Linked DNA regions of Mus musculus: regions 2, 3, 4 and 5 are each linked to region 1. A link is a loop called in an ENCODE intact Hi-C map of the cell type or tissue named here. Cell type or tissue: heart. All regions are shown on one strand. Region 1 overlaps Gm46120 (predicted gene, 46120). Region 2 overlaps Lipc (lipase, hepatic). Region 3 overlaps Lipc (lipase, hepatic). Region 4 overlaps Gm32017 (a long non-coding RNA gene). Region 5 overlaps Gm31872 (a long non-coding RNA gene).

The links. A loop is a pair of places that touch in the nucleus more often than their neighbours do. Peaks named below come from ENCODE experiments on the same cell type or tissue, not always from the same donor. Only the 100,000 strongest peaks of a DNase experiment are listed, where the experiment ranks them.
Region 2: it touches region 1 in a loop (2.5-fold over the local background); 8 of 42 quality-filtered maps call a loop at or near these places.
Region 3: it touches region 1 in a loop (2.0-fold over the local background); 6 of 42 quality-filtered maps call a loop at or near these places.
Region 4: a loop joins it to region 1, with 2.9 times the contacts of the local background. A loop is called at or near these places in 8 of 42 quality-filtered maps.
Region 5: it touches region 1 in a loop (10-fold over the local background); 28 of 42 quality-filtered maps call a loop at or near these places.

The regions. Positions count from the first base shown.
Region 1 is chr9:71,071,806-71,076,805 of GRCm38, forward strand. It overlaps Gm46120 (predicted gene, 46120), which reads left to right. Exons shown (of 2, transcript NR_168672.1): 2 at 4,332-4,720. Among named protein-coding and RNA genes, the nearest start is that of Gm46120, 5.2 kb to the left of the region's middle. In heart, a CTCF peak has its summit at 2,262; no DNase peak of the experiment used is centred here.
Region 2 is chr9:70,927,958-70,932,957 of GRCm38, forward strand. The region is part of intron 1 of Lipc (lipase, hepatic); the gene reads right to left. All of the region lies in intron 2 of Gm32017 (a long non-coding RNA gene), which reads left to right. Among named protein-coding and RNA genes, the nearest start is that of Lipc, 4.4 kb to the right of the region's middle. In heart, a CTCF peak has its summit at 2,285 (motif pointing left); DNase peaks (open chromatin) are centred at 2,474 and 2,994; H3K27ac peaks cover 1,902 bases.
Region 3 is chr9:70,840,598-70,845,597 of GRCm38, forward strand. The region is part of intron 1 of Lipc (lipase, hepatic); the gene reads right to left. Among named protein-coding and RNA genes, the nearest start is that of Gm32017, 71 kb to the right of the region's middle. In heart, a CTCF peak has its summit at 2,899 (motif pointing left); DNase peaks (open chromatin) are centred at 584, 2,104 and 2,224; H3K4me3 peaks cover 504 bases; H3K27ac peaks cover 2,860 bases.
Region 4 is chr9:70,939,874-70,944,873 of GRCm38, forward strand. All of the region lies in intron 2 of Gm32017 (a long non-coding RNA gene), which reads left to right. It also overlaps a transcript of Lipc not described here. Among named protein-coding and RNA genes, the nearest start is that of Lipc, 7.6 kb to the left of the region's middle. In heart, no CTCF peak of the experiment used is centred here; DNase peaks (open chromatin) are centred at 2,958 and 3,208.
Region 5 is chr9:70,669,179-70,674,178 of GRCm38, forward strand. It overlaps Gm31872 (a long non-coding RNA gene), which reads left to right. Exons shown (of 3, transcript XR_379591.4): 3 at 1-927. Among named protein-coding and RNA genes, the nearest start is that of Adam10, 7.3 kb to the right of the region's middle. In heart, a CTCF peak has its summit at 2,972; no DNase peak of the experiment used is centred here; H3K27ac peaks cover 886 bases.

The sequences.
Region 1 (5,000 bases):
GTAGCACAAAATTGCCTTGACTTCCTAAGACTCCTATTCTTAAAGAGACTTACAAGCCAGTCATGTAACATATATCTCCTCACACTGTACAATTAATTGTACATCAGAACCTGATCATTCTGTGTCACCAGTAAGTCCCAGCTGTCCTGAGTCCCTGCCTCCACTGCTGTGAACACAGTCATTGTTCTAGCCCAGGCTACTCTGCCACCTTCGCTTACTGTCTGTTCCCTCTCCTGGTTTCCGTGCTGCCCTTCCTCCTGCTCCAGTCTCCTAGAGGCACACAAGATAGCTCGGCCAGCCAGGTGTCTCACGTCACCATGGCCAGCATCTGCTGTACTCCTGGAGGGTTTGGAGGTGGCTCAAAACTGATCTTGGCTTTTGAGGACACCACACATCCTCCTGTTCTCTCCATCATAAGCAGGTGGCAGGTGTGCACTGCAGGATATGTGAGTAGCGTCACGCCTGACAACAGGGACTGGAGAAAGAATACTTGTGCTGAAGAAAAGCTTAATTATGACTGAGCCCGACTACATGAGAGAATACAGGAAATGGATATAATATATAATGAATGTAGCCTGCTCGGGAAAGCAATTCCAAAAATTATGTTAACATTCTCATCTTCCCCCAGGGGCTGCCCCTTTTCAAGTTATCTTATTTCCCTCTCTCTGAATTATGAGCCTGGATGGTTACTCTGCTTCTGATTCAAAGTCACAAACTATCTGTGCCTTCCTGCAGAGATGTGAGAGGTGAGCTACTTCTTCAGCTGGGCTGATAGATCCTTCCAGAAGCTTCAGCTGCTGCCCTTGCTCACAGGTCCGACCTCTTGTCACCTGGGTGAGGCTGACTCTTTCTAGTCTCCTTGTCACTGGGAAGCCTCACGTGGGGTGGAGGGGGCCCAGAGGTCAGTTTCAGCCTCTCAAGGTGTTGACGGGGTGAACCAGAGACTTCTCGGTGGTCCTGTCTGCTTGCTGGTGCGATGAGCCACGTGGTCCTCATTGCCTCTGTACCAGCCCATGCTTATGTCACCACTGTGTTCCCTGCGGCTTGCTAAGCAGCAAGGACACACACTGGGGGGGGGGGGGGGGGCTGGGAGTGCTTCAGTATGCAGAGTTTGTGAGGCTCGCCCAGATGGAGTGGCCCTTGCATTTCTTCTGCTAATGGAAAAGAAATGAAGGTCTTGAAGAAAGGGTTTGAAATAGTCATTTTTTAAAATTTTCTCTGCACAGGTGTGAAACAGGGTTGGGCATCCTGGGATAGATGGCTGCCTCCCAAAGCCTTCTTACCACCATCCTTCAAATTCTTTTCATTGCTCTTTATATTATATCATATTACATGTATTTTTTATTTTTTATTTTTATTTATTTTTTGCTTCAAGACAGGGTATCCTGCAGCCCCAGCTGACCTCAAACTGTACGCTACCAGAGATGACCTTGGTTTTCTGATCTTTATTCAGATGGACCACAGAGCTCTGTGCCGTGAGGCTAGCACTCTACCGACAGGAACACACCCTTAACCCTCACCACAGGAAGTGGATATAATGAATACAGACTTCTCGGGGAAGCAATTCAGAAAATTATGTTAACATTCTCATCTTCCCCCAGGGGCTGCCCTTTTAAAAGCTTTGCTGGTAGAGAAAATTATCTGGACAGGGGCCTAGCTTGAAACTGGGCTTTGGAACTTTTTTGTCCAACATAATTGAGAGATTTTTGAGGGTTTCACCCTTAAGCAGCCTACGGATTGAGTGATTTATTTATATATTTTTGCCAAAGATATTTGTGCTAAAAAGAAGCACTGAGAGACCAAAAGGGAAAGATTCTCCCATGCTCTAATGTGTAAAACCCGTGCAAAAACCTTTAAAATTGTTGTGCCTTAAGCTTGCTTGCATCATACTATTCCAGCAAATGCTCTAGCAAGGCAAGGAGCAAGAATCTATGATTACAAATTGTCCCAACAACTGGAGTGGGGGCTCACTCAGTTGCCTGCCTGTGGCTTCTGCTTCCCTACCTGGGCTGCTCTGTCTAGCCTCAGTAGGAAAGGATGCGCCTAGTCTTGCGACTAATCACTTGAGGTGCCAGGGTGTGTTGGTCCCCTGGGAGGGACCTCCCCCTTCTCAGAGGTGAAGGGGGTTTGGGGAAAGATCTGGGGGGAGGGAAACTGAAAGGAGATGTGGGGTTGCAACTGGGATGTAAAGTGAATAAATCAATTAATTAATGGGGGGAAAGCCCACAAATTTGGGTTCCCCACTGTTTGAAGCCATATCTGTCACAGACCACAGCACTCTGTCACCACCTGGTGGTAGCATAGGCTCCTTCCACCGAGTGTGCCCTGTGTGTGTGTGTGTGTGTGTGTGTGTGTGTGTGTGTGTGTGTGTGTGTGTGTACAGGTAGAGTTTGTGACTTTGAATCAGGAGCAGAACGACCATATGGATTCATATCATAACACACATGTTCATGAAGAGAAACTGAATCTTAGAAAACAAATTGTAAATATATAAATTTGTCTCATATGATACTATTGCCCTTACTTAGAATATATGATCCGTCTGGGGCAAAACTATTTTATATAATATTACATCCCATCTCATGGAAAGCTTCAAACTTACAAAGTGAGTCTCAAAAGTAATTGAATATCTTAAAAAGATATGAATGTTATAAGCAGACGTTATAAAGAACATGATTTGTAAAAATATCAATGTATAGAATGTATTATAATAATAATCAAGTAGAACATGTAGGAGATGTTTTAATCAGATGTGACCCATTATGCCCATTATAATGTTGAGTTCCAGTTAGTAGGCATAATGTTTAGTTACCTTGTGGGCTATTTTTGGAAGATTTATTTTTATTTATGTGTATTATATGTGCTTATATGTTTACATGTATACATTCTTGCAGCTGCACAAGGAGCCCAGAGGCAGGCATCAGCTGTCCTGGATCTGGAGTTATAGGTGGTTGTAAACCACCTGATGTAGGTGCTGGGAATTGAACTCAGGTCTTTTTCGAGAGCAGCAAGTGCTCTCAACCACTGAGCCAAAGGTCCAACTCCTCCCATGTTTTTGAGGCACAGATTCCCTATGTAGCCTAGCCTGGTCTCAAACTTACAATGATCTTCCTGTCTCTGCCTCCTGAGTACTGGGGATTCCATGCATGCATCACCAAGCTCTGCTTTCTCACATGTATTTTTTTCCTCATTATTTTCTTATTTCTTATGTATATGAAGCAATTGACAGTCCCAGAGTTGTTTTGAATGTCAGCATGTGTGGCATGTGTAGAAGACTCCAGTCTATTTGAGCAGTTTGATATCTTCCCAACCTACTTCTGGTGTGTGTGTGTGTGTGTGTGTAATTTTACTTTTCCAAGTCTTAACTTCCTGGGTTGGGTCTGTAAAAATCATTGATTCTATGTCACTGGGTTGGGGTGAACATCAGATAAGATACTAAGTATTCATGTGAATACGCTGTGCATCTAAGGCATCACTGATGCCTGGCAAACAGAGTCTGGATTCCAAAGCTGCCCTTTTGGCCTCAGCGACTCAGTGCCCTCCTTTCATAAGGAACCCAAGTCAAAAATCTCTGGGACATTCTCCTCCTCAATACTTTAATTCTCTTTTAATCCTCTGGTTCTTAACTTTTCCAGCATGTCTCTCAAGCCCCTCCCCCATTTCCCACATCCCAGCCTTAAAGGATATTGGAGGAATGGGAGGGTTCAGGAGGGACAAGCAGGGTTGGAAGCTCACATGGTTATTGGGGGAGGGTGGGAGAGGCAGAGCTGAGCAAGAAGAGTATTCCAGAAGCTGAGTCATCCCAGATAAGTTCCAGGAAGATAGAGTTAGGTAAGCAGAAGAGGGAGTCTGAGAAGATGTGGTCCTGTCCAAGATGGGTGAAAACTGAAATGACATCCCAGGGACATGTTCATCCCTTTGCCTGCACTGGGCCAGGCCTCTCTGCATGGAGGATAACAACTGGGATTGTACATTTTGAACAGAACAGAGCACATATATTTCTGGAATTTACACAGAGAGAGAGAGAGAGAGAGAGAGAGAGAGAGAGAGAGAGAGAGAGAGAGACAGACAGACACACAGACAGACACACAGACAGACAGACACACTTTGAAATCTTCTAGAAGGAAGTTGAGGGCCTTCAGATTCAATGCTCCAGATTACTTCTGTTGACTTCCTTCTGTATAAGAAGCGTAGAATCACCACTTCCTTTGCTCCTGCTGTGTTGTTTCCCCACCCCCTCCTCAGGGAAGTTGCTCTTCAAGAGGCCCTATGTTGCTGGACGCCTCCATCACTGTGCTGGAATTGGACTGGCTTTTCTTTTCTTTTTCCAGAAAATGAAGAGTCGCTTTCTTTTGCGCATACTCGGGCTGCTGCGGCTCCAGGTCGCTGTCTGCCAAAAGCCCACGCTGAGATTGAACCTTCCAGAACAAAATGGCAGCCTGCCCTCCGATCTGGAGTACAACTCCTCAGTGCACCTGCCTTCAGAACTTGTGTCACCGCTGGAACGTGGCAGGAGCCTCCATCCTACGTTCTCATTGCCTAACCTAGCCTTCACAAGGCTGGCTTTGGAGATTCGCCAGCTGCAAACATCTTCCCAGGGCATGCCCACATTCCCGTGGTGTACCTGTGCCAAGGGACAGGGGAGGCTTTGAAGCATCTGGCTCCAACTCCCAGAACTCTATAGGAATCTTGCCCAAAATACAGAGATTACTGTCTCCGCAAGTATTTCAGGCACGGGCTCTTTTTTCTAAGGCTAAGAAACCGTCTCTGCAGATACTGCAGGCTCATGCAGCACCTTGCGTGCAAACCTAGCTGAAGCGTTCCCTAAGAGATCATTGCCAAGAAACATGTTGTCTCTATAGATAAAATTCTGGCACGAAGAGGAAATTTTAAATTACCTAATCTATCACCCTCTCCTCCAGGCTTGGTGCTAGACAGCTTGAGCTTGAATTCTTTGTTCAGATGCTCCCACCCTTAAGTCCACTACCCAAGTTACAGCT
Region 2 (5,000 bases), 140 kb before region 1:
TGGCCCAGAGCTATTGTGAGTTTCTCTACCCATCACCAGTGAGTCTCAGCCTGGAAGCTTCCCTTTAAGGAACACTTTCTTTTCAGCTTGCAGATGTTCTATTTTGGAAGAGCACATTTTCATGAACACCTTAAATTTAATATATATATGGAAAGTTGGGCCTATCAACGTTCTTTCATGTAGGGGAGGGCCTCCTAAGGCATCCTATAAGGATTTATAGATAGTTGGTTTCTGGGTGAAGGAAAGACATTTTCTTCCCTGTTATAGCCACTGACATTTTGACTATGGTCCTGTAAGTAACTTCTCAGCCAGCTGCTGTTAGAAACCTAATGAAATTCACTGGAGCATACACATTCATTCTCTCTCTCTCTGTCTCATGCACACACACACACACACACACACACACACACACACACACACTCACACTCACTCACTCACACACACATATGCACACACATACACACACATACACACATACACACACATGCACACACACATACACATACACTCACACTCACTCACTCTCACACACACTCACACACACACCCCACACACTCACACACACACACCACACACACACACACACACACACACACACACACACACACACCACACACACACACACACACACACACACACACACACACACCCCAAAGCATGACTAGGTGGGAAAATGAGTGGGGAGCAGCAGATGTGGGAGAAAGATAAGACAAGAAAAAAATGTAACAGTGGTGAAATATAATCAGCATACATTATATATTATATATGCATAAAATGCCCCTTGTAGATAAAAGTAAGTTGTATGACAGCTACTGGTGAGGGAGGTCAGTACACAGAAGCAATACATGCTGACTCCCAGCTTTTGAATTACGAGTTAGAGGTGAAGCCAGGTGTGGCAGTTTGAATATGCTTGGCCCATGAGAAGTGGCAGAATTAGGAGATGTGGCCTTGTTGGAGGAAGTGTGTCACTGTGTGGTTAGGCTTTGAGGGTCTCCAAATGATCAAGTTCTGCCCAGTGCAGAAGAGACCAACTCTCCTGGCTGCCTTCAGATCAAGATGTGGAACTCTCAGCTCCTCCTCCAGCACTATGTCTGCCTGCACACTGCCATGTTTCCCACCATGATGATGATGGACTGAACCTCTGAAACTGTAAGCCAGCCCCAATTGGATGTTTTCCTTTGTAAGAGTTGTCTTGGCCATGGTGTCTTTTCACAGAAATGGAAACCCTAACTAAGACAGCAGGTTTGCCTTGGGGGTTCTGTAGGAAGAGTTCACCTTGGAAGGCCAGAGACGAGGGCAGGTGGCAGCTCCTCCATAGACTGGGGTTCTGGGAGTCTCTACTCATGATGGTTAGTTTTAAACTGTCAACTTGATGCAATCTAGAATCACCAGGAAAGAGAATCTCTGACTCGTATGAGACCAGGAATCTTAATTAAAAGACACTTCTTTAATGTATGTATGTATGTATGTATGTATGTATGTATGTATGCATGTATGTGCTTGTGTGCATGTGTGCACACATGAGTTGGGATGCCTGAGGTAGCTAGAAAGGGTGTCTATCTCCTAGGGCTGGAGTTACAGGCACTTGTGAGCCACAGGACATGGGTGCTGGGAACTGAACTCAGGTCTTTGAGAGAGCAGTGAATGTTCTCAGCCTCTGTGTCATCTCTCCAGCCCCCAGGATTCATATTTTAACAAATCCCCCAGGTGTTTCCAGAGTTCCACTGCTCTGGCCAAATTCTTCCTTTCACCATGGTGAAGCTGATATACTTTTAAGTCATCTAAATCATTAAAGTAACTATACTATATACAACATAAAAATTGGAAGAAATAAAAATTCAGATATAAACTCAATGGAAATAGTCATTTCTGTGCATTTTTCTCCCAATATTTTCTCTTTCAACCCTTCAAATAAATGTCGTTTCACACAGTTGTAATGACAGCACACATTCAGTTAAACATACTTCCCTTTCTCACTTAATGTTGTACATGTTTTCCTAATTCCACACTATTCTACTAGGTAACATAGCACAGACCCCAAATGTGAGCTGACATGTGTGTGGATGTGAAGGCAGGAGTACAGGGATGAACATGTCGTCAAGGAAACCACTCCTTCCTCGCTTTGAGTGTCTTCCCCCACCTTCTGCCCCAGCCCCACTGGGAAAAATAAAAACTGTGAGTGTTTCTGGACGCAGAGTTATAAACAAAGAATGGTAGATTAAGCTAATAGCTTTGCCATTTCAGAAGCCGAGGAGATATCACCGCGCTCCCTAGTGGCAGTGATTGAAAACTGCACCTTCTTTGGAGCAGTCCTGCAGACATCCTGGACTCCTTCAGTCGCCAAGGACTAGTTTTGGTCTTGGCCCTCACTCCTGTGCCTGAGTGTGAGCCTCAGCATTGCCAAAGTTACTATGGCTCCTCTGCCCCTTGCAAAACTGGCTCACTCACTGCGGTGCCTGTGCCCCCTTGGCGGGGGTCTGGATGTCCTGCCCTCGCCCTGCTAATCCCATTTCCTGGCAGGCTGGACTCCAGTTCACCGAGAAGTCTGGACTCTAAAATGGACACCCTTCTTGGAGCCAGTGACCAGCCACCTTCCTGGTAGTGCGAACTGCTGGCCCCTTTGTCCTGTATAGACCATCGATATCAGAAATATGATCTTGGAGATGCATTTGGGGCTGCTCCGCTCTGTCTGTGGACCAGGATAAATCAGGGCAGCCTGTCTTCCTGCTGAGTCGTCTGTGAGTACCCAGCATGGCAGCTGGTGTGTTAAATAGGGCAGAGGGAGGGGAAGACCAGAGAGGGAATCTAGATACCCAATTTTGGCTTTGGCTGGGCGCTCTCTGGGTGATTTGTGTTTTTAGGTCAGTTTGCAGGCACTGAAGGCCTTCAGTGGCTCTTCAGTTTCTTCCTGTGCAGTGCTAGGTCCCCGTGGAAGGCAGTCAGGGTCAAAGTCGGCTGTCTGTCCTCTGGTCCTTGGCCTGTCCTATCTAGGTGACACCCATCAGGAAGGTTTTGGCCTCACTGGGCTACAAGGCCAGGACGTTTGCCAGAGAGCAGGAGAATCTCTTTCAGAGGAAGGGGGGGGGGGGTTTCCGCACAGTGCTGGGGTTGTTTTGCAGCTGTTGTGGAATGGTGGGTCTGGTCATCCTGGGGGTGTGAGCTGCATTTCTGCCTACCTCCTCTAATAGTTACAAGTCAGGAATCAGCAAGTCTCCTTAGGGCAGTGATCTGAGGCTGGCTGGGCCTGCAAGGATGAGTGAAAATGACAGGTCTGACTTGTGAGTGCAAGGTCCCTCTATTCTGTGGCCTTCCTGTCAAGGCAAACCCTACACTGACCTGCCTCCTCCCCAGCTGGGGATCAAAGAAATGATATCTTAGGTAACCAGTGGGATACCTCTCAGACTTAGGCCTACGTTAGTCGTAAGTACACAGTCTGCCTGCCTGCCCACCTGTGCCCCTCCCTCCCTCTTCTCCTCCCTCCCTGCCTTCCTCTCTTCTTCCCTCCATCCCTTCCTTTCTTCTTATGCACTAATGTCCCACTCCTACCCACAGAGCAACCATTGCTTTTAAACTCTGTAGATGTTTAAACAAACCTCCAACCTCTAGTAGGATACATAGAAAAATTCAGTATACTAGATATTCCACCCTATTTTCCTGCCCTGATATTTCATTTCACATTTTCTCACACTTATTTTTTAAAGCAGCTAGATAAATTGGTTTTGAACTTTCTTTTTGAGGTCATAATTTACCAGGAGGTAAAGAACCACTCTGTGTCCCCGGCTCAAAACACAACCTACACACAGCCTTGGTAGTATCTCGGGAGGGGTTGGGACTCTGAACCCACCACCTGGGCTGAATAAAGATCCCCAATGTTGTGCTATGAGCATCTCAGGGTCATTGATAAGCCATTTATTCCCAAATACCATACCGTTACCAACTTTCTGAAATGTTTGGTAGTCGGCATTTGAATTTAAAGGTGGACTTAGCAGTGACTGCGATTCTGCCGCTGAGGGTTGATCATGGTCAGCTGCAGTTTAACCAGCCCTGTGTATGTGCTGGCTCAGGATCACTCTCTCCTCTGTCTTCACCTTCCTATTCTTCTCCTCCTCCATATCTATTTCTTCCTCTATTTCTTTTCCTCCTTCTCTTCTTCCTCTGTCTTCTTATCTCCTCCCCTATCTTCTCTCCTCTTTGCTCTCCATCTTCATCTCTGTCTCTTCTTCCTCCTCCCTAGATAATTTACTCTCAGAAGGCTCTTCAGGCTTGGAAGACACAAGCACATTATCATCTCTGAAGCTGTGCTTCTGCCCAAGGAAGGCCTTGCTTTCTTATTCTCTGATGCCAGCTTGCAAGACCCCACACAAACGCACCCCCACCCCTCCCCAGGCTCGGTCTGCACAGGCAGCTGGGCACGAGCTCTTTCATGATCACTTTTCTCCAGTGGGACTCATGGCACGCCATGCTGTGGTGGAGAAACATGCGCACCCATAACTGATCGCCTTCATTACACTCAGCGGGCTGCCTCATACATTGGATTTGACACATATGTGGATCATTCCCATTCCCTTCTGCCCATAATATAAAAATATTTTCAGTAATGTTAATGAAAAAGTAGTAATTGTTTTCTCAACTCATTCTTCAGTTTTAAAGCAATGGACAGATTTAAAGGACAGTGTTTTTTGGTTTTTTTTTTTGGTTTTTTTTTGTTTTTTTTTTTTAAAGACTAACTTCCAACTTTAAGATAGTCAAATACAATAAAATTACTCTGGTGTGAACTCAAATTTTTACTTGCCAAGCAAATTCTTAAGCTTTACAGTTCACAATCTGTCTTATTCATAAATTTTTAAACACAAGCAAAAAAATCTTAGTGGACGGGTATCACATTGGAAAACAGAATTGAAGTAATGTGAACCCTGAACTTTCAGTTTTACACTTGCTTCCATCATGTTTATTTTTAGCTTCCTGTTTAAATGTGGGAATGGGTATTAAGTACCAGGAGG
Region 3 (5,000 bases), 230 kb before region 1:
CCACAAAAGCACTGTGTGGTACACGCATCATCCACCCCTGAAAAAAAAAAGTGAAACAAACAAAACCCACAGCCTGCCCTGAACAGGGATGTGCAAAGGTGAAACACACGTCTACCAACTCTGTTAGGGGATGCTGGAGCTAGAATCCATACTCCTGCTTGTTTGTTTCAGAATCAACCAGTTTCTAAAGAGAAGAATAAAAGAGATCAAGGGGCTAGCGACGGTGAAGACAGCATGAAGTCTATCTGCTCTGTGTCACTGAGGTGAGAGAGAGAGAGAGAGAGAGAGAACTTCAGATGTAAAGAAATGCATACTGGGAGCAAATGCTGCCGTGCCAAGAATAACTCAGGAGGAGACAGTGCAATCCCCCAGTCTCCAGTAAAATGAACTGTGTAATCAACACTGCTGTACTCTGTAAATATTCTATCCACTGATAAAGAACTCGGCAAATAGAGGTGGCGCCTGAGCACGGCTCCCAAAGCCAGAGAAAGTAGAGGAGAGAGAGGCTAATGGCTGTCAGGCCTGTCTCAGTGCCTGGGGCAACAGAGGAGCCTACGTTAAGACATCCTGTGCCTCACACAGACACTGTGTCCTGTGTCTGGCAGTGTCTGTGGTTCCTTTAAGTACAGCGCTATTTGTACTCACTGTGCACTTCCTGTCTGGACTGCCCTGGTCATCTAGCCTCTTAGAAAAATTCTGACTTAGCCAGAATCACCTGCAGGGCTGGAATCCACACCCACTTGGTTCCAGAGTCAACATTCATTTTTAAGGGGATAGAGCTTATTTATAGAAACATACAGGAAGGTATGACCATCCTAAATGTATAGCTCTGTGGATTTCTACCCATTCACAAGCCTCCTTCAGGATCGCGACAGAGGTCTCCATACCCAGAGGATGCCCTCAGTCGTCTCTAGCAATACCAGCACCCAAAACCACCACTTCCTCCTATCAATGGGAATGTGTTTCTTCTGTTCTTCAACTTTGTGTCAATAGAGTCACACAGTAGGTCTTTTGTGTCTGGCTGTTTTACCCAACACCTTGTGATGCTCATGTAAGATGTTGTATGTATACAGCCTGAACCTTGCCGCATTGGTGAGTCCTAGGCTGCCTTCCGGCACCAACACCTTCAGAGTGGCTAGGGTGGGGCGGTGGGTGCAGCAGTCATAGATGGAGCAGGCTGAGAGATGGGCTGAAAAGAGAGGGCTTTTTAGATCATGGCCTGGGCTTTACATTTCTTCCTTTCCTGCTGCTGAGTTCCCTGGGCCCAGACTGGTGGCAAAAAGACAAGTTCCTTTTCTGACTTTGTTCCTTTGTACAACAGAGCCAACCTCTTCACTGTGCTCTCTCAGATTCCTGGACAGCATTCTCTGGAATCAACCTTCCTATGCCTGGCAGTGAGGTTCCTTTAACGACTCACTTCCTGTCTGCTCTGCCCCATCATTAACCTCCAAATGAACTAGAATCATCTCCAGAACAGGAGCTCACACTCAAACCAGTTTCACCCAGATGGGGGCGTTTGTTTCTTCCTTACTATCCTGGTTGCTTTCATAGCATTATCTGAGGACTTAAAAATTAATATTATTATTTTGGAGACAGGGTTTTGAGTTTCTCAGTCTGGCTTCAAACTTGCTATATAGCAGAAGGTAACCATCAACTTCTAATCCTCCTGCATCTATCTACCTTAGAGTGTTGGATTACAGGTTTGCAAGAACACGCCCTATTTATACAGCGCTGGAGCTAGAGCCCAGTGCTTTGTTCATGCTAGGCAAGCACTCTACCCACTGAGCCACATGCCAGCTATTTCTGGAAGTACTTTTCAGTTGTTAAACACTTAGGGGTGGGGGCATGTGGAGTGCTATTTGCTTCTAGTGGGCAGAGGTCTGAGGTCATGCTAAGAACAGGCCTCCCCTTCCACTAAAGAGTGATGCAGCCTCGCATCTCAGTAACATTGTTGTTGGGAAACCCTGAGCATGAGTCATCATCAGGAAGTTGGTGTCTGTTTCTTTTCCTGATGCCAAAAGAGAAGAGGCAGGCATAATGAAGGTACTTTCATCCTGGAGTTAGAAGACCTGGGCTCAGGACTCACTTGCCACTAGCTAGTCATCTGACCTCATTTGAGTTATCCAGTCTCTGCAGGTCTGTTTCCTCCTCCTCCTCCTCCTCCTCCTCCTCCTCCTCCTCCTCCTCCTCCTCCTCCTCTTCTGTTGCTGGGCGCTGAGGTGCTTGTCACTAAGCCTGCAGGCTTCCTGTCCGGATCTCTTAGGGCTGCCTTCTATATCCTTATTTCATGAGATTTGACAGAAAACAGTGCCTGGGTGGACTGTGTGTAACGGCAGTGGAAGGATCCTTCCAGTCGCATTTCCACTTCCCTATGCGCTACTTCCAGGGTTATATCCTCACTCTTCCATCTGTGTGGGAAGGGAGCTCACCCACAAAGGGTGTTTCCTGAACTGTAGGCAGAGCTTCAAATACCCACAATTCCCATAGGCAGCAGTTTTTGACACTGGAACTTTTAGCCTTAAATTTAAATTCTTGTGAGACCTGTAAAAGGGTTTGCTGTGTGTGTGTGTGTGTGTGTGTGTGTGTGCCTAGTTACTTAAGAGGTTCAGGGCTTTATACCCTTCAAGGTGAGGCTATGGGAGGTTTTGATAAGACTAGACTAACAGAACATTGGTGAGCTTAGCATGCAGCGCTATGCAGTGTAGAGGACAGATCTCTGTAAGAACCAAGAGCCCTGCTGTGCCCAACAGGCAGAAAAGAAAGGGAAGAGAATTGGAGAGATGGCTCAGTGATTAAGAGCACTGGCTGCTTTTGCAGAAGACTGGGGTTTGGTTTCCAGTACCCACTTGGAAACTCACTACCTTAAACTGCAGTTTAAGGTGTCCAGTGCCCTCTTCTGGCTTCCATGGGCCCTGCATGCATGGGGTGAACATATATACGAAGGCAAACACTCATAAACATAACAGAATAATTGGGGAAGTTTGCTTAGTAAGTAATAAGAATGAGATGAGGCAGAAAGGCGATGGCTCAGTGGGCAAAGTGCTCGAGTGCCACACAAGCATTAGGACCTGAATTGGAGTCCCCAGGACCTAAGCACCATGGAACACATCTGTAACCCAGCACTGGGAGAGCAGAGAGACTCCTGAAGCTTGCTGGGTAGCCAGTCCAGCAGCATCAGTGAGCTCCTGGTTCAGTGAGCTCCAGGTTCAGTGAGAGGCCTTGTTTCAAAAGTTAAAGTGGAGAGCAGAGGAGGGAGACGCCTGAGATTTACCTCTGGCCTCCACACACGTGCGAACATACATGTGTGGGCACACCTGCACACACATGTGTGCACACCATACAGTTGTTGAAGGGAGAATTAGTGATGGATAGAGGTGGCTCGGATAGTTGGCTGTCATAATGCATTCATTATTGAATGGCATAAGTATTGCTGTTTGGAATCTGGGGACAAACTCGCCTTAGATGGAAGACTATTGCAGACCCATGGGACAATATCTTAATGGAAATCTCAAGAGGACCAAATTGTTCTTAAGTTACTTGATTTTAGGGGTGGCATTAACCCTTTTTAGTCAGCTGCCCTCCAATTCTACAGTTCAAAACTGTCTCGAAAATGGAGGAACGGCGTCCATATTTATTTTCTCACATATGTAACAAACAGCACAATGTCTCAATAAAAATGTATCTGTGGGATTCTTTTCTGGGTTACCTGTATGTTATGTGGCTTTATGTGTGTGTGTGTGTGTGTGTGTGTGTGTGTGTGTATGTGTGTGTGTATGTGTGTGTGTGTATGTGTGTGTGTATGTGTGTGTGTGTATGTGTGTGTGTGTGTGTGTGTGGTGTGTGTGTATGTGTGTGTGTGTGTGTGTGGTGTGTGTATGTGTGTGTGTGTGTGTGTGTGTGTGTGTGTGTGTGTGTGTGTGTATGTCTTGTCAGGCATTTTGCTTGTGCTATGACTTGGTTTATTTATTTTTTGTTACTTCCCATGCTCGGGAATCATTAAGGATTTTGGGTTTCAGTAGCCTTCTTTATTATTATTATTATTATTATTATTATTATTATTATTATTATTATACTTAGACATTTCAGTCACCTTTTCTTCAATCATATCTCAGTCCCTACCCTTTCTTTTCTAGTTAATACACACAAGGCCTCTTGGGCCTTCTCCCAGTGCTGTTGGTTTATTCTGCTCTGTGTTTCACTGGATATTTTCTGCTGTGATGGCAGCAGGTCCACCAATCTTCTCTTCTCCTGTGTCCGGTCTGTTGTTAACCTGCCCAATGTCTTGTTTTCTAGGAGCAGTACTTAGGTGTTTTAAGTTGCTCCCACATTTCTGCTTAGCATCCACACTCCTTCCCGCAGGTTCTTGATCTCAAAGAGATGGAACATACTTCTTGGGACTCTTGCCTTGGGTCTGCTGCTCAGTTGGTAGAGAACTTGCCCAACACCACTGAGGCCCTAAACTCCACTCCCAGCACTACATAAAAGTCGGCCCGGTGGTATATGAAACCACACACAGAACTTGGGAGGTAGAGGCAGGGGTATTAGAAGTTCAAGATCATTCTTGTCTCCATAAGAAGTTTGAGGCTAGCCTATGCTACATAATATCTCAAAAGAACACCACACAAAACCTCTTTATGTTCTTGCTCACCAATTTTGTTATTATTATCATTTCTAGTGTTGTTCAAGTTGACTGACCTTTCTTTTAATTGTGGGGTTTTGCCTTCTTCTTCTTCTTCTTTTTTTTTTTAATGTAATTTCTGTTTAGACACCACACTCTGAATTTTCTCTTCTTGGTCTTGGACATTGTTGAATGTTCTAAATATTATTTCTGGGTACAGTTACTTTACTTGGAAATGATTTGAGCCTTTCAAACTTTGTTATGTGGGACCAGAATGGCTTTAGCTTGGGACTCATGGTCCCCGGTCCTGAGGTGATAAACCTTGTGAATAGTCAGGTCTATCTATTCCAGTGCTTCCTCACCAATCTCTACTGGGCTGAAG
Region 4 (5,000 bases), 130 kb before region 1:
GTGGACATTCTCATATTATGTGAGCAAAAACAAGCGGAGGGCAGCCAAGCACACAGGAAAGCCTCATCGGTGGCATTGGCAGGGAGCACGGCCTCACTTGAAAAAGAGCTGGACTGGAATTTGCCCCTTCCCTTATCAATGTTAGGAAACAAAGAAAAGGAGAGTAAATAAACAGGTGGTGGGGGTGGGGGTGGGGGGAGGCATAGCCTGCTTTAGACTACTTAAAAGAATGAGGTGGTATGAGCATTCAAACTTTTATATACATATATATTTGTTAGTTTGTAAATGTGTGGATACATATGGGTATCTGTGGCTCATGTGTAGAGGTCAGAGGTCAACTTGTGGGAGTCAGTTGTCTCCTCCCCTTTGGATTTGTTGGTTGAACTCAGGTCACTGGGCTTGGCGGCCAGTGTCTTTGCCCTGTGAGCCATCTCAGAGCCCTCTGAACTCACCATTTTGAGCATTTTCAGCATCCATTTATTTACCCAAGGGGTTCACCCTGGTGAGTAGGCGTGTCTTCATATCAGCTGTCCTCTAACTGGTTGTGTGAACTGAAGTGAATTCTGTAAACCATCTCCCCCCACCCCCTTAGCACTGAAGGAGGGTTGGGCTGGAACCCCCTCCCTAAGCTCCTTTGTAGACATCTCAGGCTGGGTCAGACAACTGACTCCTCCTATCAGGATTCCAGCTGTGGATGTGAAACAACCAGAAAAAAACAGAGGGACAGCTCCAACCCTCCAAGTTCCGGCAGTTTGCTTTTGGGGTTAGACCAGTGGTTCTGAACCTGTTGGTCGTGACCCATTGGGGGGGGGGGTGTCACATACCAGATATTCTGCATATCAGATATTTACATTAGGATTCATAGCAACAGCAAAATTACAGTTATGGAGCAGCAATGAAACTAGTCTTATGGTTGGGGGTCACCCCAACATGAAGAACTGTATTCAAAGGTCGCAGCATCAGAAAGGTTGAGAAGCACTGGTGTAGATCCTATGTAGCGTAGCAGTGAAGCATTTTATGATTTGCACAGCCCCAGGAGAATGTTAGCTCTTTGTGTTACACTTAGAAGCAAAGGGGAGTGGATGATGTCCCCGCTGCTTTGAGCAGTGACGATTGCTGTTCCCTTGGGCTTTCTGGGTTCTTTGAAAGAGCGAGGACATGGTATAGACTTTGTGGCACACCTTCTCTGCATTTTTTATCTGAGTGAGTGCTGCTTGTGCTTGGGGTACTGGGTCCTTCAGAGACCAACTGAGGCACAGGTTGCTGTGTCTGATGGGGTCAAACCAAGAGTTTAAGCAGGAAGCCAGCATGGGGCCACTGGCTCTCTTCCTAGGCTCCAGGCTCCTGACCACCAGGCATTCATTCTGAGGAGTTTGTTGTCACCCTGGGTGTCAAATAGAAATGGCCCATGCCTTTCTGTGACAGCAGGTCTACATGCCATGTGACTTAGATCCTCACAAAGGCCTTTTAGGATTAGCACCTGCAATTCATGGCTGCAGGAAGCTGGGAATTGGCTTCTATTTGTTCCCTTTTATTCTCAGCAATCAATTTCAAGTTAGTAGTTGATCTCCAGGGATGCTTAATACAGGGGCTAACAATTTAGGGGACAACTTCTGAATTGTCTGCCCAATGCCAGACTCTATTCGAGTACATCTGAGCTTCAGGGAGAGTCCTGGTTGCAGGCATTATTACCCTTCTATAGATGGGCAAAGATGAAAGGCAAACAGATTACAGAAGTACCCAAATCCTTGCTGTAGTCAGAGGTGGAAAGGGATTTGAACTCTGTAGGTTTGATTCTAAAGTTCATACAACGAGAACACTTTTGTTAAATAGAGTAGGACTTATTTGTGAGATTTCCACACACATCTAAGGTCTTAAAAATGGAATTGTGTCTTTTGTAATACACACACACACACACACACACACACACATGCGAGCACACACACACACACACACACACATTTGAGCACATGCATATATCAGATGCATTCTTATAAAAACAAGTTCTACAGCCTTTTCCCAACTATGTAAAAGAGGTAAGTCCTGTAATGGCACAGGAGACCAGCTGATGGTAGAAAAATATGCAGATATTGTAGGTAGTAGGATGAAATTATATGTTATGAAATTGTATGTATATATGTATGTATGTATGTATGTATGTATGTATGTATCCAGTAGGAGGGGTGGGACTCAGAGCAAAGTCCCAAGCAGCTTCGAGTTTAACAGGAAGTAGACAGAATGAGGCTGTGCTGCAGGCACATGCTCCAGTGCCATCATTTGGCATCTGATTTCCTGTGAAACCACTGGAAGAAATCTTACCTGGGCACCTTTGAAAAGCAAGGGTCGTCAGGATGGCTCAGTAGGAAAAGACAATTGCTGTCAAGCCTTGTGCCATGAGTTCAATCCCTAGGACCCACATAGTGGAAGGCGAGAACTGACTCCTGTAAGCTGTTTTCTGACCTACACACATATGCTGTGCTTCATTCCCTGGCTTGTGGTTAGGTAGCTTTCTTAAAAGGCTCAGGGCCACTTGCCTTGGGATGGTGCTGTGCAAAGTTGACTGAGCCCACCTATATCAATTAAAACATCAAGACAGTTCTCCATAGACCCCATAGGCCAATTTGTTGAAGGCAATTTCTTAAGAGAGGCTCTCCTCGAAGACAACTCTAGGCTGTGTTACATTGTCTACTGAAGCTAATTAGGACAATCCCAACCTCTAATATTTACTTTTTGATTTTGGAGTAAATTTCATTAACTATCATCAACCAGATAACTCTAAAAGTGAGTCATTTCATTAAGTTCTATAGTTTATGATCTGAGAAAACAATTATTTGGGGGGAGTGGAAACCACCCTGGAGCCTCCTCCCAGTGTTGCTAGGATAGGGCACGAAGGCTTGTGGGTGACTCACCAGAGTGATGTAATACAGGACTTCCCTGCCAGTCTATTCTTGGTCTCTCACTGTGTACTGTGTCCCGCGGAGAGAGTGTAGCATGTGTTGTGTGCCCTGTTGCTATCATGTTTCCAACACTAGAGAGAACTGTTTGCTGGACCCTCCCCAGAGCCCCTCCCCAAGAGGAGTTGGCATGGAACTGCTTCAGTGATTCATCTTGACTGTCAATTTGACTGGATCGAGAAGCACCTAGGGCATTCCTAAGGTCCACATCTGGGTATCTGTGAGGGCATTTCTGAGGCCATTAACTAAAGGGAAAGACTCACCCTGAATGTGAGCTGGAGACCGGAGGCACAGAGGGAGTGGATTCAAAGGAAGAGAAGTACTTACTGACACAGACTGACGACATTCTGCTTCCTGGACATCATTTGCTGAACAACTTGCCCCACCACACCCTTTCAGAATGATCCCCTGCCTCAGTGCAGTGGCAGGAACAGGCTGAGCATGCGCTTTAACTCCTAAAACCACCAGCCAGCTCAAACATTTCCTCGTTTTAAATTGTTTCTCCGAGGTAACTGTCACAATATCAAAAATCTAACATATCTGCTTCTGAGAGTTTGTGTTTTCTCTTTGGGTTAGATAGATGGGGATTCCTTCAATCTCAGGGGAATTCTTAGCAGGGTGCCTACGTGGACTGACCGATCAGACTCAGTTTCAATGTGGAAACTGGGGGATGACTCCCGAAGAAGCTTGAAGGCTGGTGGGGAGGAGAGGGCACTCAGCAAGGGTTTACTCTGCCTGACCATAGATAAGAAAGAGGCTGTAGCTCCAGGCCATGTTCACGAGCCATCTTTGAAGGGAAGTCAAAGCAGGAACTCACGTGGCTTCTCACAGCACGGCTACAGTCAAGAGCAGAGAGGGTGAACACATCCCTGCTGTCTGCTTGCTAGCTTTCTCCATTCTCATACAGTTTAGGGACCCCTGCCTAGGGAATGATGCTGCCCACCATGGGATGAGTCTCCTACATCAATCAACTCTTAAGACACTCCCGCCCTAAGACATGCCCACAGGCTAATCTAATGCAGGCCCTCCTTTAATTGAGACCCTCTTCTCAGGTGGTTCTATTTGGTGATGGTTCACGGGCATTTCATGCTAACCAGCACACAAGGCATGAAAGTGTGTGTGTGTGTGTGTGTGTGTGTGTGTGTGTGTGTATGAAACACCCCTGTGTCTGAAGTGACTAGTGTTTCCCATCTGATCCTGTGGCAGTTCACCTCAGACAACTGACACTCCCTTTTGTGGCTCCCCTTTTCCCTGCTGCCCCCTCTCCTTGATCTAATGTCCCCTCCAGATCCCTTATTTTCCTCCCAGGGAAATCTGCTTTGTCCTGGTTTGTCCCTGCAGATCCCTGAGGACAGAAGTCTGGAGTGTAGATGGGATTCCTCTAGGGGACATTTTAGCATCTGGAAATCACGGAGATGCTGAGAGACCATTTTGATTTTGCTGAATTACTTCTTGAGGGTGAATTCTTAGCGGTGACAGTTTTGGTAAATGGGTGAGGTCAGGCTTACCAGTGAATATATGAGGCAACCTCTGGGCAACTCTCTCCCAGGAGATGTTAGCATTCGGTGTTTTCCTGTTGTTCTTTAAGAATACGTAAATCATCCTCTTCAGATGTCCTCGTTTACATGCCTGTGATTTTTATTGTGAATTCATCCTTCTGCACCATGTTTATTACCAACTGTGTTTCCCTTGTGGGCATGGTCCTGTTCTTCTACCCATTTGTCTTTTGTGATCTTGACATTTATTCTACAAATTTGAATTAGCTATTTATGATCTTTATAACATTTGATAGAAATATTTTCCCTCTTTGAAAAAAGTCCTTAGTAGTGCTAATTTTGACAGTGCCACCCTTTCAATTACTTCCCTGCTAAGAAAGTTAAAATCCCCCCTAAGGGCTGGTAAACAGGGTTTTTTTCAATTTTGTGAGCGTCACTCATGATTAGTTTTTTTTTAATATAAATCTTTTATCAATCAATTCTTATTTTGGTGAGTGCTCTGTTTTCCATAACATTTACTATTATAAAATCAATAAGTGTTTATTATTGA
Region 5 (5,000 bases), 400 kb before region 1:
GTTAGGAGTGAAAGTCGGGGTAGGATGCTTGTCAGACACTTGTGAGATCCTGAGGGCAGGTCTCAACACATAAACAAACAAACAAACAAAACTAGAGCTGGAGAGATAGCCTAGTCATTAAAATACGTGTCACTGAGTTCAGTTTCTCAGAACCCCAGGTAAAATAGATGGGTGTGGCAGTGTGGGAAGGCAGTGATAGATAGGAGGAACCCTGAAGCCCATTGGCCAAGCCCAGCTAGCTGAATCAGCAAGCTCCAGGTTCAGTGAAAGACCCTATCTCAACGAATAATGTGGAGGAGCAGAGAAATGGCTCAGAGGTTAAGGGTGTTCCCTGGTTTTCCAGAAGATCTAAGTTTGGCTTCTAGAGCCTGTATCAAGTGGTCCTGGTTGCTCCACCTGTAACTCCAGCCCCTGGGAGCATGCACACACACGTTTACGATTGTTTAAATCTTAAAAATAAAGTGTTAAGTGATTGAGGAAGACACTTGATGTTGAACTGTGGTATGACATTCACACGGATATTATAAATAAATAAATAAATAAATAAATAAATAAATAAAATAAAAAATGAAATAAAGCAAAGCTTAGAAACAGAACCAAAGGCTTTATGGCAAGGGCAAAGAAGACATAGTTACTGAAAGGGACATGGTGATGAACAAGGTCCTGGGGATTGTTCTGATGCAAATGTGTTTGTCACACTGTGCTTTTGGTGGCCATCTCCATAGAGGCTCCTGAACAGGTGAGTGACCTGGTAGCTACCTGCCTGATCCTTACTGTGGCATGGTAAGTTGGCTAGCTGGATAGTTGACTGGTAAAATCACTTAGCGTATTTCTTTGGCAGGAGTGACTTAATCACGAAGCCACTTGTGGTCATGCTTCAGCTTCTCAAGTATTGATAATAAAGATGGGCTCATCAGCTTGATAACATCAAAGTCTACCTGAAGATCGTTTCAATAGTTTGTTTGCTTTTGTTTTTGAGACAAAGTCGCAATATGTAGCTCTGGCTGACCCAGAACTGGTCCTGACCCTTCCTCACTCTGTTTGCTCCTCAGGGATTACAGGTACACAACGTAACCATGCCTGTAATATTTAAAGACACATTTTGTAGGAATTTAGCTCTCATCCATTAGTCCTTGTGAGTTGGTAAATTCGGACAGCACTGAGAAACGGAGCTGGCAGGATGCATTAGTGAGGAAAGGCATTTTCCACCGAGCCAGATGACCTAAAGTCAATCTTCAGGGCCACACAGTGGAAAGGAAGAATTTAAGAGTTGTCCCCTGATCTCCACTCATTGACTGTGTCGTATCTTAACACACACACACACACACACACACACACACACACCCATAAATAAGCATTTTGTTTAAAGCCATGTTTGTGGTCCTTCAAAGCTAAGAAGTAGGACTGCGGGTGTGGCTCGGCGGTATCATAAAACATGTGCTTATCAAGCACGAAGGTCTGCATGTAACTCTCCAGCCCTTAAAACTCAAACAAAAAGTAAGGAGTAGGCTTTGGACCATGGCAACACATCTTTATTTAACAAAGAATTCTAGAGAGTAGACTACAAGATTCAGAGAGAAGGTTAATTCAGAGTTAAGGTTGGATTAGAAAGGATAATGTTGGGTGATGAGGAAGGACAGAGTCTAGGTAAAGGACACTTAGTTACAAAGTAATTGTTTTTCTAGTTTTAACTCTGTCATAGATTTTCTTTCCTTTCTTTTTGTAGATAAGTGCATACAATGTTTAAAAGTCGATTTTTTTTTTTTTTTTTTTTTTTGGAAACATGGTTTCTTTGTATAGTTCTGGTTGTCCCTGAACTTGTTCTGTAGACCAGGTTGGCCTGGAACTCACAGAGATCCACTTGCCTCTGCCTCCTGAATGCTGGGATTAAAGGTGGGTGCCACCACTGCCCAGCAAGTGGATAAAATATAATTGATAGTATATAAGCCAAAGCAAAGGTCAACAGCTTTAAAATGGCTACTCTAATTGTACAGAACTTCATTAAGATGTGTAGGCTTGGGGCTACATCAGCCTAGCTGGATGTTGTTGTGTTTTAGTTTGCAGGTTACACACACACACACACACACACACACACACACACACCCCTTAAGTTAGAAGCTTACTGTACTCCTTACTCTCTTTTCTCATTGCTGTGACCAGATACCTGGCAAGAAGCGACTTAGGGAAAGAAAGATTTATTTCGGTTCATGGTATGAGAGGTACAGCCTATCATGGGGAGGAAGGCAGGGCAGCAGGAACAGGTGGCTGGTCACGTGATGCCCTTAGTCAGGAAGCAGAGAGAGGTAGTGCTGCCGCTTCCTCCTCGCCCCCCTTTTATTCAGTCTGGACCCCAGGCCATGGGGCCCCAGCCCACACTTCCTTCCTCAGTTAACCCTCTCTGGAAACATCATCGCAGACACACCAAGACTTGTCTCCTAGATGACTTCAAATCAAGTTAAGTCAACTCTGAAAATGAACTATCACACCTGGTACATCTTCCTGTCTATAAAATGGATTACATCTATCTCACAGCATTGTTGCAGTGAATAAACAAGATTGTGTATATTAAAGTGTATATTAACATATCAGGGCTATTATTTGATAATCTGTGGGTATCTGTCCTAGTAACAGAATAAACGTTTGTAGAGTTTCACAACCATGATCATTGCCATTCTGTAGGTTTTCTGGTCCTCTGCCTTTGCCTTCAGGGTCTTGGTCCTGTTGATGTCAGCTGCCACGGTAAGAACACGAGAGTTTCCAGGAAGTAACGCATGCTTAATTGTAACAGAAGGCTAAAAATAAAAGGTGTTTTGGGATAAAATGTGATCGAGATTACTGGAGCCAGAGAAGTGTAAGCAAAATCTTCAAGGACTATTGGAAGTTGGTCTAGTTTCTGAAACAAAGGTCACACAGGCAATTTACTGACGGGAAAACTGAGTTCCAGAGTGACAGACGTCAAGCCCAGTCCAAAGAGGGCAGTCTTTCCTCAGTTCCTGACAAGCAAAGCAGAAGCATCTACAGCTACACAGAGCCATGGCTGTGCCTTGAAAGCTCCTAACTGTTGGATATGAATGAATAAGGAAAATTTTTTTAAAAAATCACTTCAAATCAAAGGAAAGGCGCCTGTGTCTAACATGGTTTCTGAGCCGTCAGCCTGTGCCCTGACCTTGAGAGGCTGGGTTAAAGCTGTGAAAAGGGGAAAGGAAACAAAGACAGAAAACAAGTTGGCAGAAAAGTGCAAGACGTTTTCAAGACTAGACAGACCAGTTTAACTGAATGGAGAGGAAAGAGAGGCCCACAGATGGATGAGGTGTGCCTGTGGAGGCTTTAAATTTTTCAGTAAGCTACTAGAAGTTTAGACAGGAAGATATTGTTTCTAGTTTTTGAATAGAGTACTCAAATTTAGCCTATATTCGTATTGAACTTTAGTAAGTTTGTGTTGGACATGGATATACTGTACTGTGTGGCTCTTTCTAAAACTCCTATAATATGTGAGTCACACTTGTCTTTGAGAATTAGGGAGAACGTGGTTATAATTCAGTATTACAAATGCTTGGCTAGATGTGACAGCCCCTGAGTTCACTCACACACACACACACACACACACACACACACACACACACACACACACAAACACTACATAAATAAGCATTTTGTTTAGAGCCATGTTTGTGGTCCTTCAAAGCTAAGAAGTAGGACTGAGGGGTGTGGCTCGGGCGGGGTGGGGGGGTGGGGAGAGGAGAGAGTATGAGAATATTTGATTTTTTTTTCAGTTTGGGGATCAAATCCACTAGGTTCCTATAGTAACCAGGGCTAAGTATTTAAATAAACATTACAATTTTGTAAGTCTATATTAGAGGTATATAGATGGTAATTCTTTCTAGTAGAGAAGTTAATAAGGATTTGAGAAGAGGGAAGAAGCCTTAGGCATAGGGTTTCTATTGCTGTGATAATACACCATGCCCATAGGCAGCTCGGGAGGAAAAGGTCTATTTCACTTATACGTTCACACCACAGTTCATTACTGGATGAACTCAGGGGAAGAACCTGGACGCAGGAGCTGATGCAGAGGAAGAGCTCTGCTTACTGGATTGCTTTTCCCATGGCTTACTCAGCTAGCCCTCTGAAAAAAATCCAGGGACTCCAAGCCTGGGGTGGTGTGACCAACTCAGCTGGGCCCTCCCATATCAATCCTCCATCAAGAAAATATACCATAAGCTTGTTCCTTCTTCCAAAAGGACCTTAGCTTGTGTCAAGCTGACTCAAAACCCAGCCAGTACACCATATCTCCATTCTGTCTCCGTGCATTTTAAAGGAAATGGATACCCAGTCCCCACCCCCACCCCAGTGTTGGGAATTCTTATGTGTGCTAGGCAAGTACTGTCACCTCTGCGGTTGATCTATATCCCCAGCTCAGACACTGGTACTTTTAAATGCCTGTAGTTGTAAATAGCATATTTCATTAGTCTCTAAAAGTGTATTTAATGCATTCCCCCTAATTCTTCTTTTACATGAAAAGTAAAATTCTAACCAAAAAAGTGTATTGAGAAATGAATCACTGAGCCTCATTCTGTAGAACATGTGGGAGAGACACTCCTTCTGGAGGGTAGAACATGTGCAAAGGTGTTGAAGTGGGAAGTGGTGTGTGTTTGGGAAACTAACTGTTGTTGAACGGCGGCACATTGCGCTGATTAAAGCCAGCCTGTTCTCCAGACAAATTGAACCTTGGCGGTTGGCTCTGCCACTCAGGTTTCTGACTTAGGGTGGATTACTTAAGTTATTTCAACTTCCATTTCCTTACAAATGTCAGCTCCTGTTACTCTGATTTTGCCCTTGTTTCCTTCTATTTTACTAACTCCTCCACCACCACTGGTGCTAAATTGAACTTAGGATCTCATGTACCCCAGACAAATCTCCACTGAGTTGCATTTCCAGGGAAGAAAAGGAATGTGTAGCTCAATGTTATAACTCTACACACTAGACCCTTGGACCAGTTCTCA